2 separate regions of the Homo sapiens genome follow, and region 1 is linked to region 2. Evidence: read pairs that join two places in POLR2A ChIA-PET (ENCODE). Cell type or tissue: Caco-2. All regions are shown on one strand. Each heading gives the region's core, and the rest is flanking DNA. Links, peaks and the distances in the headings are about the cores only. Region 1 overlaps LOC105369844 (a long non-coding RNA gene). Region 2 overlaps LOC105369844 (a long non-coding RNA gene).

What was found. ChIA-PET counts read pairs that join two places held together with the same protein. Peaks named below come from ENCODE experiments on the same cell type or tissue, not always from the same donor. Only the 100,000 strongest peaks of a DNase experiment are listed, where the experiment ranks them.
Region 1: POLR2A ChIA-PET joins it to region 2 with 17 read pairs; 5 of 35 experiments call an interaction of 5 or more read pairs at or near these places.

Annotation. Positions count from the first base shown.
Region 1 is chr12:75,806,211-75,811,598 of GRCh38, reverse strand. The region is part of intron 1 of LOC105369844 (a long non-coding RNA gene); the gene reads left to right. Among named protein-coding and RNA genes, the nearest start is that of PHLDA1-AS1, 220 kb to the left of the region's middle. In Caco-2, for the core only: no CTCF peak of the experiment used is centred there; no DNase peak of the experiment used is centred there.
Region 2 is chr12:75,664,034-75,669,421 of GRCh38, reverse strand. The region is part of intron 6 of LOC105369844 (a long non-coding RNA gene); the gene reads left to right. Among named protein-coding and RNA genes, the nearest start is that of KRR1, 160 kb to the right of the region's middle. In Caco-2, for the core only: no CTCF peak of the experiment used is centred there; DNase peaks (open chromatin) are centred at 2,511 and 3,121.

The DNA.
Region 1 (5,388 bases), core at 271-5,270, 140 kb before region 2:
CGCCTTGGCCTCCCATAGTGCTGGGATTAGAGGCATGAGCCACCGCACCTGGCCTACAAATATATTTTTTGTTATGTACTACACTTTACAAGGTGAAAATAAAAACAAAATTTAAAAATCTAGATTGAGATATGTTGCTCCCACCTTGCTCTTCATCTACCCAGTTTCTTTCTGCCCTTAATAAGTAATTTCAATTAGTCTCTTGCTATTTTTCCAGTGTTTTTTATTTTATTTTCGAGACAGGGTCTCATGACGTTGCCTGGGCTGGAGCGAAGTGGCTATTCACAGGTGCCTCCATAGTGCACTACAGCCTTGAGCTGCTGGACTCAGTGATCCTCTGGCCTCAGCCTCCTGAGTAGCTGAGGACTACAGGTGCACACCATTGTGTCCAGCTGCAGTGTTTCTTATTGCATGTACAAGCATACATATACATTCTTATTTCCTCCTCTCTTTTTTCAGAAAAGATAGCATATTACACTATTTTGCACCAAGCTTTTTCATTATTGAACAATATATTTTGGAGATCTTGCCATATTGATACATAGAGAGCTTCTTCATTCTTTTTTTATTTGTGTACCATATTCAGTTATACAGATACACCATAGTTCTTTTGACCAGTCCCCTATTTTTGGAGGTCATTTCCAGTTTTTGCTATAAGAAACAGTTCTCTAGTTGATATCTTTAACCATCTATGCTGTGATACATAGGTAACAGTAACTGTGGGATAGATTCCCAGGAGTAGCATTGTGGTTCAAATGCATCTGTAATTTTGGTAGATATTGCCAGATACCCTTCCATGGGGGCTGGCCATTTTGCCTGCCTTCTAGTGCAGTGTGAGAGTGTCTATTTCTTTGCAGCTTTAGTAACTGAGCATTTTCAAACTTCTGTTTGGGGCTTTTTTGTTTGTTTGCTTTGTTTTGTTTTGATTAGTCAAATAAATTAGCTCAAGGTAGTGCAATTTGTATTTCTCTTATTATACTTTCTTGAGGTCATAGTATATTATTATTTTTGTTTGGTTTCATGATCTCCCAGAGAAGGATCATGACCCGATGATGGCAGGGTGGGGGATTGTTGGGGTGGATAATCCTTCCTAGATGCTTCACTCTTGGGCTCTAAGGACTTTATAAGATTCTAGATCCTCCATCATGTCCTTGTGTGTTAGTTTTATTACTCCATGTTTTCCTGTAGTGATTAGTAATTGTAATACTAACCAACATGTATTGAGTGCTTGTTACATTCTAGGTACTATTCTGAGCACTCTCTATATAATTCATTTACTCTTAAAAAAAAAACTTTATAAGGAAAGATGTTATAATCTATATTCAGATGAGGAAATGGAGGTACAGCAAGGTCGGTAACTTGCCTAAGGTCCCAAAGATAGAACCTAGGCAGTCTGATAGAGGGTGAACAACATCTTGGATTTTTGTTTGTTTTTTTTTTGTTTTGTTTTGTTTTCCTGGGACAATCCTGGTTTTTGCCTTTAAAGTTCCATGTCCCTGAAAACTCCTTAGCCTGGGCAAACTGGAGCAGTTGGTCACCCTAGTTTGACCCTAGAGCCCTTGCAAATCACTATTACATTTGTCTTAAGCCTACAAGAGGATGGATGCATGTAATCAGAGGAATGGGAGAGAGAGCGTTGCTATAGCAGCATGTGTGAGACTTTTAATTTGTAGATTCCTATTTTTATTCAATTAGCCTGACACCAAGGGAGCAGGAAAAAAGAGTGGGGCCATTCCCTCAGTCAAGTAGCTGCAGAAATGAGAAATAGCCAGAGAGAGAGAATAGCTAATCCAGCTGCTATCATCAGAAATCCGTGTGGAGGTCTAGTAAAACAAAAAACAAAAAACAGAAAACATATATAGTCTTGTCACTACGGTAAGTGAACAATTTGCATGCACTATTTCAATTACTCCTCAGAGTAGCTCTGTGAGATTGGTACTAGTATTGCATCCATTTTCCAGATGAAGAGAGGTGAAGAAACTTGCCCAAAGTAAGGTAGATCGAAACTCAAGCTCTCTGCCTGCAAAATCCATGCATGTTTTACCTAAATTTAAGTGCATATTTGATTCCTAACTGGGCTCTTAATGACTAACAGTAGGAAAGACTCTTGAAATCCTGAATCTTTGGCCTTGCTGCAAGAGATGCTGATTTATTCTTGAATGGAGAAACCTAGCAGCTAAACAATTAGAGATGCTTTTAAAGATTTCTAACAGCTTCGGGAACAAGCACTTGTTTAAACATGTTGAGGCTGTGAAGAGCAACAGATAAGATTCTGCTCTATTTTTGCCACCAGGAGCCATGTGGTCTTGAGCAAGACTCATTTAAACTCTCTTGGTTTGGGTACTTAAGTATAAAATGAGGATAATTGTTTCTTACTTACTTCAAAGATTATCTTCTGAAGACCTTTCTTTTTCTAAGATTCATCAGCACAATCCATACGTCTCTGATTTCTCAAGCTACATTATATTTGTATTAGTCTGTTCTCATGTTGCTAATAAAAACATACAAGACATACCCAAGACTGGGTAATTTATAAAGGAAAGAGGTTTAGTTGATTCACAGTTCAGCATGGCTGGGGGGTGCCTCAGGAAACTTACAGTAATGGCTGAAGGGGAAGCAAACACATCCTTCTTCACATGGCAGCAGGAGAGAGAATGAGTGCCCATTAAAGGAGGAAATCCCTTAAAAAACCATCAGATCCCGTGAGAACCATCTCACTATCATGAGAACAAGATGTGGGAAACAGCCTCCATGATTCAATTTTCTCCGCCTAGTCCCTCCCATGACATGTGGGGATTATGGGAACTACAATTCAAGATGAAGATGAGATTTGGGTGGGGACACAGCCAAATCATATCAATACCTGAGAAAAAGCAAGGACCCAGTATAGAAAACATTATACTAAGTACACAGTATATATAAATTTATATAATTCAAGAATGAATTTGGCTAGAGTCCTATAATAGGATTTCTAAAGTTAGAATTTCTAAATTGGCCCCCCAAAGATGCTCTGCCTAATCCCCAGAACCTGTGAATGTGATGAAATGTCTTTGATTATGTTATATGACACAGTTGACCTTGAAATAAGGGGGATTATTCTGGGCTATGCAGTGGGCCCATTACAATCACATGATCCCTTAAAAGCAGAGAGCTTTCTTTGGCTGGTGGCAAGTGGGGCTGAAGTAGGAATAATGGTAGTTGAAGAGATTTGAAGCAACAGGGCCATTTGACACACCACTGTTGGCTTCGAAGATGGAAGGAATATGGGTGGCCTTTATAATCTGAGAGCAGATACCAGCTAACAGCGAGCAAGAGACCAGCAACCTCAGTCCTGCAAGTACAAGGAATGAATTCAGCCAATAGCCAGAATGAGTTTGAAAGTGGATTCTTCTCTAGAACCTCTAGATAATATCCCAGCCTAACCAACACTGATTTCAGTCTTGCGAGGTCCTAATCACAGAACTCAGTGAAGCCCACTTGGATTTCTGACATGCAGAGCTGTGAGATGATAACTGTACAGTGATAACTGTGAGATGTAACTGAGAGATGATAAGTAACTTGAGGGTTTTTTTTTAGATATCAATAGATAATTAACATGTCTCCATCTAGGTTTCTTAGAATCCTGATTTTTTATCTCCTACTCTTGTGGTCTTTTGAGTTGCATTCTAGACTGAGGATATGGTCTCAGTATTTCCATATTCCCTCTTGATTTCAAGCAGTTCCACAAAACTAGGAGTCTCCAATCACATCCTCTCTAATCAAATTCCTGGCAGGATGCTGCTGCTTGACTTTGGTTGTCACCGTCTCTGTCCCTTACCTTACCATTGGTACAGGCCACTGTTTCAATTATTGATCAAGGCCTTACTATCTCACCTTTCCTACTTTCTATTAGAGCTATTAGAACTAATAAATAAATTCATTAGAACTGATTAATGAATTCAGTAAAGTTGCAGGGTACAAAATAAACATACAAAAATCAGTTGCATGTCTTTACACAAATAATGGTCTCTCTGAAAAAGGAATCAAGAACATAATCCCATTTACAATAGCATCCAAAAGAATAAAATAGTAATAAATGTAACCAAGGATGTGAAAGATCTTCACACTGAAAACTATAAAACATTGATGAAATAAATTAAAGAACACACAGTTAACTGGAAAGATATCCCATGTTTATGAATTGGAAGACAATATGGTTAAAATGTCTATACAATTTGAAGCAATATATGCATTCAATGTAATTCCCATCAAAATTCCAATGCATTTTTCACAGAAATATAAAACATTCTAAAATTTGTATGGAACCACAAAGATGTCAAGTAGCCAAAATAATTTTGAGAAAGAAAAACAAAGTTGGAGGCATCATACTTTCTGATTCCAAATTATAATACAAAGAAATAGTAATCAAAACAGTATGGTACTGACATAAAAACAGACTCCTACATCAATGAAACAGAATAGCGAGCCCAGAAATAAACCTATACATAGATGGTCAACTAATTTTTGACAAGGCCACCAGGAAGATACCATGGGGGAAAGGCTAGTCCCTTCAGTAAATTATGTTGGGAAAACTTGGTATCCACAGGCAAAAGAATGAAACTTGACTAATGCCATACACAAAAATAAACTCAAAGTAGATTAAAGAATGAAACATAAGACCTAAAACTGTAAAGCTCCCAGAAGAAAATATAGGGGAAAAGTTTATTGATTTGGCCTTGGCAAGGATTTTTTTGATATCTCACCAAAAGCACAGAGAACAAAAGCAAAAATAAACAAGTGAAATGACAGAAAACTAAAAAGCTTCTGCACAGCAAAGGAGCTAATCAACAAAATGAAACAGCCAACAGACTGGGAGAAAATATTAGGGAATTATGTGTTAGATAAGGGGTTAACATCAAAAAACAAGGAATTTGCACAGTGCAATAGTAAAAAAAATCAAATAATTCAATTAAAATTTGGGCAAAATACATGAATAGACATTTGTCCAAAGAAGAAATAAAATGGCCAACAATTATATGAAAATGTACTCAACATCATTGGTTATCAGGGAAATGCAAATCAAAACCACATTGAAATATCATCTCACTCCTGTTAGAATAGCCATTATCAAAAAGACAAGAGAAATAAAGTGTTGGTAAAGTTGTGAAGAAAAGAGAACCCTAATACAATGCTGGTAGGAACGTAGATTGGTGCAGCCATTGTGGAAAACATTATGGAGGTTTCTAAAGAAATGAAAAATAGATTTATCATAAGACCCAGCAATTCCTCCAATTTTTTTTTTACTCTATTTTAAGTTTAAAAAATGTTTTTAAAAGTGTCTATTAGATGAAAGGAGAATATAGGACTTATGAGAAATTGAGATGCTTTTTTGTTGGTCAAGTGTTACTA
Region 2 (5,388 bases), core at 77-5,076:
CTTTCCTTACACTGTAACTTGCCTTGTATCAAACTTCTGAGTTTACAAAGCATGTCAATTATTTGAGGCTTAGATCAAGTGCTAGCTTCTAGTAAGATCTTCCTTGATTGTACATGTTGAGGTTAATTTCTCCTTTGATTGTATTATCCATAATACTTTGTACCCTTTTTCATGAATTAGATTTTATTTTGAATTCTTTAGGATAAATATGGTCAGCTTGCCTTTACCTGCCATAATTGCTTTCCTTATAGCAGGAGGAAAAGCATACAACATTAAGATTAGCACATTTCTTTCTTTCTTTCTTTCTTTTTTTTTTTTTTTTTGAGACAGAGTCTCACTCTGTCACCAAGGCTGGAGTGTAGTGGCAGGATCTCGGCTCACTGCAACCTCCACCTCCTGGGTTTAAGGAATTCTCGTGCCTCAGCCTCCTGAGTAGCTGGGATTATAGCATGCGCCACCACGCCCGGCTAATTTTTTTGTATTTTCAGTAGAGACGGGGTTTCACCTTGTTGGCCAGGCTGGTCTCACACTCCTGACCTCAAATGATCCACCCACCTTAGCCTCCTAAAGTGTTGGGATTACAGGCATGAGCCACCCCTCCTGGTCAGCAAGTTTATTTTCTAAAGTCTATGTCTCTTGACAATGAATAATACTACAGCTTGAGTGAAAAGATAATAGATAATGAGTGATAAGTTTCAAAGAATCTACTAGATCTGAACCAATATTGTCAATTATCTTATAACATTTAAGATTAAAAGAAATAACCCACAAGAGACATCTGGCACAGTGCCTGCATACAATGGTAGTTCATTCAAGGATTGATGCAGTTGTCACCTTCTTTTTAAATTTTCTTTTCCCCGCATCTTAGCACCCTCTTTTTATATAAACTGTTTGAAAATGCTGCTTGAGGTCCGGGCATGGTGGCTCACACTTGTAATCTCCGCCCTTTGGGAGGCCAAGGTGGGTGGATCACCTGAGGTCAGGAGTTCAAGACCAGCCTGACCAACATGGCGAAATCCCGTCTCTACTAAAAATACAAAAATTAGCCAGGTATGGTGGCGCATGCCTGTAGTCCCAGCTACTTAGGAGGCTGAGTGGGGAGAATCACTTGAACCCAAGAGGCGGAGGTTGCATTGAGCCAAGATTGTGCCATTGCACTCCAGCCTGGGCAACAAGAGTGAAACTCCATCTCAAAAAAAAAAAAAAAAAATGCTGCTTGAACTATAATACCAGGATTAAAATCACTTATTTAATTATTTAGTGTATTCAAACAATTATTGAGTATTTTCTAATGCCATTACAGACACAGACATTAGAGATACAGCAAGAAAAAAATTGAAAAAAGTAACTTTTCTTCTATTGGAGCTTGTATTAGGTTGGTGCAGAGGTAACTGTGGTTCTTGCCATGGAAAGTAGTGGGAAAAACTGCAATTACTTTGCACCAACCTAATATTTTAGTTAGGGGAGACTGATAATAAGCAAGTATGGCAGATAGTGATAAGTACTATAAAGAAAAATAAAGTGAGGAAGGGGATAAAATGATGAAGTGGGTACTATTAATATTTTGTACAGGATGATGAACTGGTATTTGAGCATGAACCTGAAGAAGTGAGAGATTAAGCTATGTGAATATCTGATAGAAGAGCGTTCCAGAAAGAGAGAAGAACAAATACAAAGGCTTTATAGAGGGAGCGTGATTGTGTTGGAGGAACGAGGAAACCAGCTGATGAGGAACCATTGAAAGTTCTCAGCAGAATAATACAGTCTGATAAATATTTCTAAAGGATCACTGCAGCTGTTGTATAATAAGTAGACTGTAGGAGGCAGGGATATAAGCAGAGAGACCAGTAAGTAAGCTACTGCACTATTCCAGGTTAGAGGTGATCAAGGTTTGAAGTAGAACCAATAGAATTTGTTGACTGATTGGATATGGGCTGTAAGAGAAAGATGATGTTACTATTATCTGAGATGGGAAAGACTTTGGGAGGAGCTGGTTCAGCAGGGGGAAAGATCAGTAATTTAGTTTTGGATATGCTAAGTTTGAGATGCCTATTGAACATTGAAATTGAGATGTCAAGTGGGAGGTTAGCACTATAGAGTTCAGGAGAGAGGTTGTGTTCTGAAAATATAGATTTGGGAGTCATCAGTATGTGGATAGTACCTAAGAAATCAATAACTGAATGAAGACAGAGAAGAGAAGGTCCTAGGGCTGAGCTCTGCAGCTCCACAGTGATGAGAAGGCCTCTTTCATCTGGAATGCTGCATCCTGTTTCACTGATTCTTTGGCAGAGCTACAAACCTTTTTTCTCCAGAATAGGACTCACCGCCTACTCAATCTGCTGAAGGGAGGCACTTTATCCTAGAAAAGCAGAAACAAAGTATGGTGAGAAGCAGCCTGATGTGTAATCCTTAACCGAGGGGATCTGTAAACACCTTTCTAAACTAAATTATGCAGAGTTTCTGTGAGATTTCTGTAGATCAGCATCAGGGTCTGGGGGCCCCTACAGGATGGTTGAAATGGAAATGAGCCCCGATCCGTCTTTTGGGGTCAAAGGGGTCATCCTGTCAGCTGAACTCCTTCCTCTTCACTTTTCACTGGTAGAATTTCAGAAAACTAAAAATTGTAGATAATAAAAAGGTTTAAAAGTAGCAATAAAACAATAAAAAAGAACAGTTAAATAAAGATAAAATGATACAAGAAACTAGGTTACATAAATGAACCCAACCCCTCCCTGCCACCAAAAAAAAAAAAAAAAAAAAAAAAAAAAGCAGAAGGCAGCAAGCAAACCATGAGGTAAGAACAACTAAGATAAAGGAAAATCTGAAACTAAAGGTCAGAGAGAATAAAAGAATAATCCAAACAAGCTAAAGTGATAGAAAAGAGAGTAAACAATGATTTCAAAGTCCAGGAGGTTAACTAGTCAATATTGACTAAATTAAAAATCAGTAGCACAAGTTCCAAAGATCAACTGAGAGAGTCTCTTTAGCTAAGGCCCAAAAGCCGCAAATAAGTTTTTTCTTCTGTGGCCTGGGATCCACGGGCAGCTGTCCCCTCAGCAGGTTAGGGGCCTGACTTTCACTCCGCACCTCTTCTCTCTGATTCTGGTATCTTCTCTCCTGGGTTCAGTTGCAGACAGGCTCCTGAGTCTCTACCACAGGAATGTCTGTGCTAGCCATCTTTCTCAGCTGTGACTCTACCCTCTGGCTGTTACTGATAGAGGAGAGGGAAGCACTTGGCCCAAGTTGGATCAATCAGAGTCTCTTTTTTGAAATCTGGATTTGTTATCAAGACTCACTCATTTAGGGATGGCCTCTTTAATCATAATATTAAATAATTAATATTTGTTGAAGATTTATGTGGTGAACATTGATCTTTATATGTGTTTTCCAACTAAATTTTTAAGAACCTTATGAAATCAGTATTATTATTGAAGAGGAAACTGAGGCCCAAGAGGTTAAATGACTTTCCCAGTGTCACACAGCCTGTAGATGGTAGAATTAGGATTTAAACTCACCTCTGTCTGACTCTGGAGCCTGTTCTTAGCCTCATGTAATAGTGCCTCTTTTGAAGAAAGGAGATATAAACTTGGAAACTGTGGGATCACTGTCTTTTGTCCACCACGTGAACAGAGAGCAAAGAATGAATTGACGTTTAAATATATAGAGGAGCTGCAATGGACTGAATGTTTATGTCCTCCTAAAATTCATATGTTAAAATCGTAACCTCAAGATGATGTTATTTGAAGGTGGGGCCTCTGGGATATGATTATGTCATTACAGTGGAGCCCTCCCTAATGGGATAAGTGCCCTTATAAAAGGGACCCCAGAGAAACCCCTTGTCCCTTACCCCATGTGAAATTACAGCTATCTATGAAAAAGGGAGTGCTCACCAGACATCAAATCTGCAATGCCTTGACCTGGGATTCTTAACCTCCAGAACTGTGAGAAATAAATTACTGTTGTTTATAAGCCACCCAGTCTGTGGTATTTTGTCATAGCAGCCTGAATGGACTAAGATAGCAATCAAGATGAGAAAGGGAAATTCCTAAGCTTCTCCTTTGAGTTTGGGCTCCGTTTCTACTACCACGCATTGTGAGCCACCCCTGCTTTTCCATAATATATTCCTTCCCACATTTTTTTTTTTTTTTGAGATGGAGTTTTGCTCTTGTTGCCCAGGCTGGAGTGCAATGACATGATCTTGGCTCACTGCAACCTCTGACTCCTGGGTTCAAGCGATTCTCCTGCCTCAGCCTCGCAAGTAGCTGAGATTACAGGCATGTGTCACCATGCCTGGCTAATTTTGTATTTTTAACAGAGACAGGCTTTGTGCATGTTGGTCAAGCTGATCTCAAACTCCCGACCTCAGGTGATCCACCCGCCTCAGCCTCCCAAAGTGCTGGGAATACAGGCATAAGCCACCACACCTGGTATTTCCCCTTTTTGTTTTAAACTAATTCAGTTATATTTCTGGAACTTGCAACCACGAATCCTAACTAGTATTGATGTGAGTTATGGAGGACCTCAAAGCTCCAAGCTTCCCTTATAAGCCAGGCTTCTTTTGATTGCTAAAAAATAGTGGCCTCTTGGATTTGGCTCTCGATCTTTTTTCTCTGCTACCCACTTTCTAAACTGTAGCTTCTTTGAGTACAAGGATAATTAATAGGTCTTTTTTGTGCTCCTAAAACACTAGATGTTTTGCAAATGCTAGGTCTCAATAAATTCTTGTTTAGATAAGTTAATTCATATGATTATGTATTTCCTTACACAAACGTGACACCTTCCTAAAGTAAACTTGGGAATGATTAAAAGGCTATCTTTCTAGAATGAAAAGGTCACATGTTACATGATTTTATTTATATAAAATATCCAGAATAGGTACATCTATAGAGACTGAAAACAAACATTTGCCAGGGACTGGAGAGAGGGGAGAATGGAGGAACTGCACAATGGGTCCAGGGTTGTATTTCGAGGTAACGAAGATGTTTTGCAACTATATAGAGGTCATGATTATACAACACGTGAATGTAATAAATCGGTCTGAATTGTTCAGTTTATAATGGTTGATTTTTGTTATGTGAATTTCATCTCAATTATAAAAATATTAACAAATTTCTATTTTCTGAAAAAAAAGTTACCTTCCATGTAGGTGGTAATCATCTGGGCTTGAGCTTATTGGTTTGAGGATGGTAGGTCAATTCTGGGCATGGGAGCAGGGCACTCCCTGACCATTGTCATGTTACAATGATTCCTTCATCTGAAATATAGGAGTCAGAGAACTCTTCACAAGAAGAGCATGGCACAGCAAGGCTTACTTTGTTCTATTCCCACAAGATAATCTATGTGAATTATAACCAAGGATTCGAAGAGAATGAGGCTGTTCTTACAGGA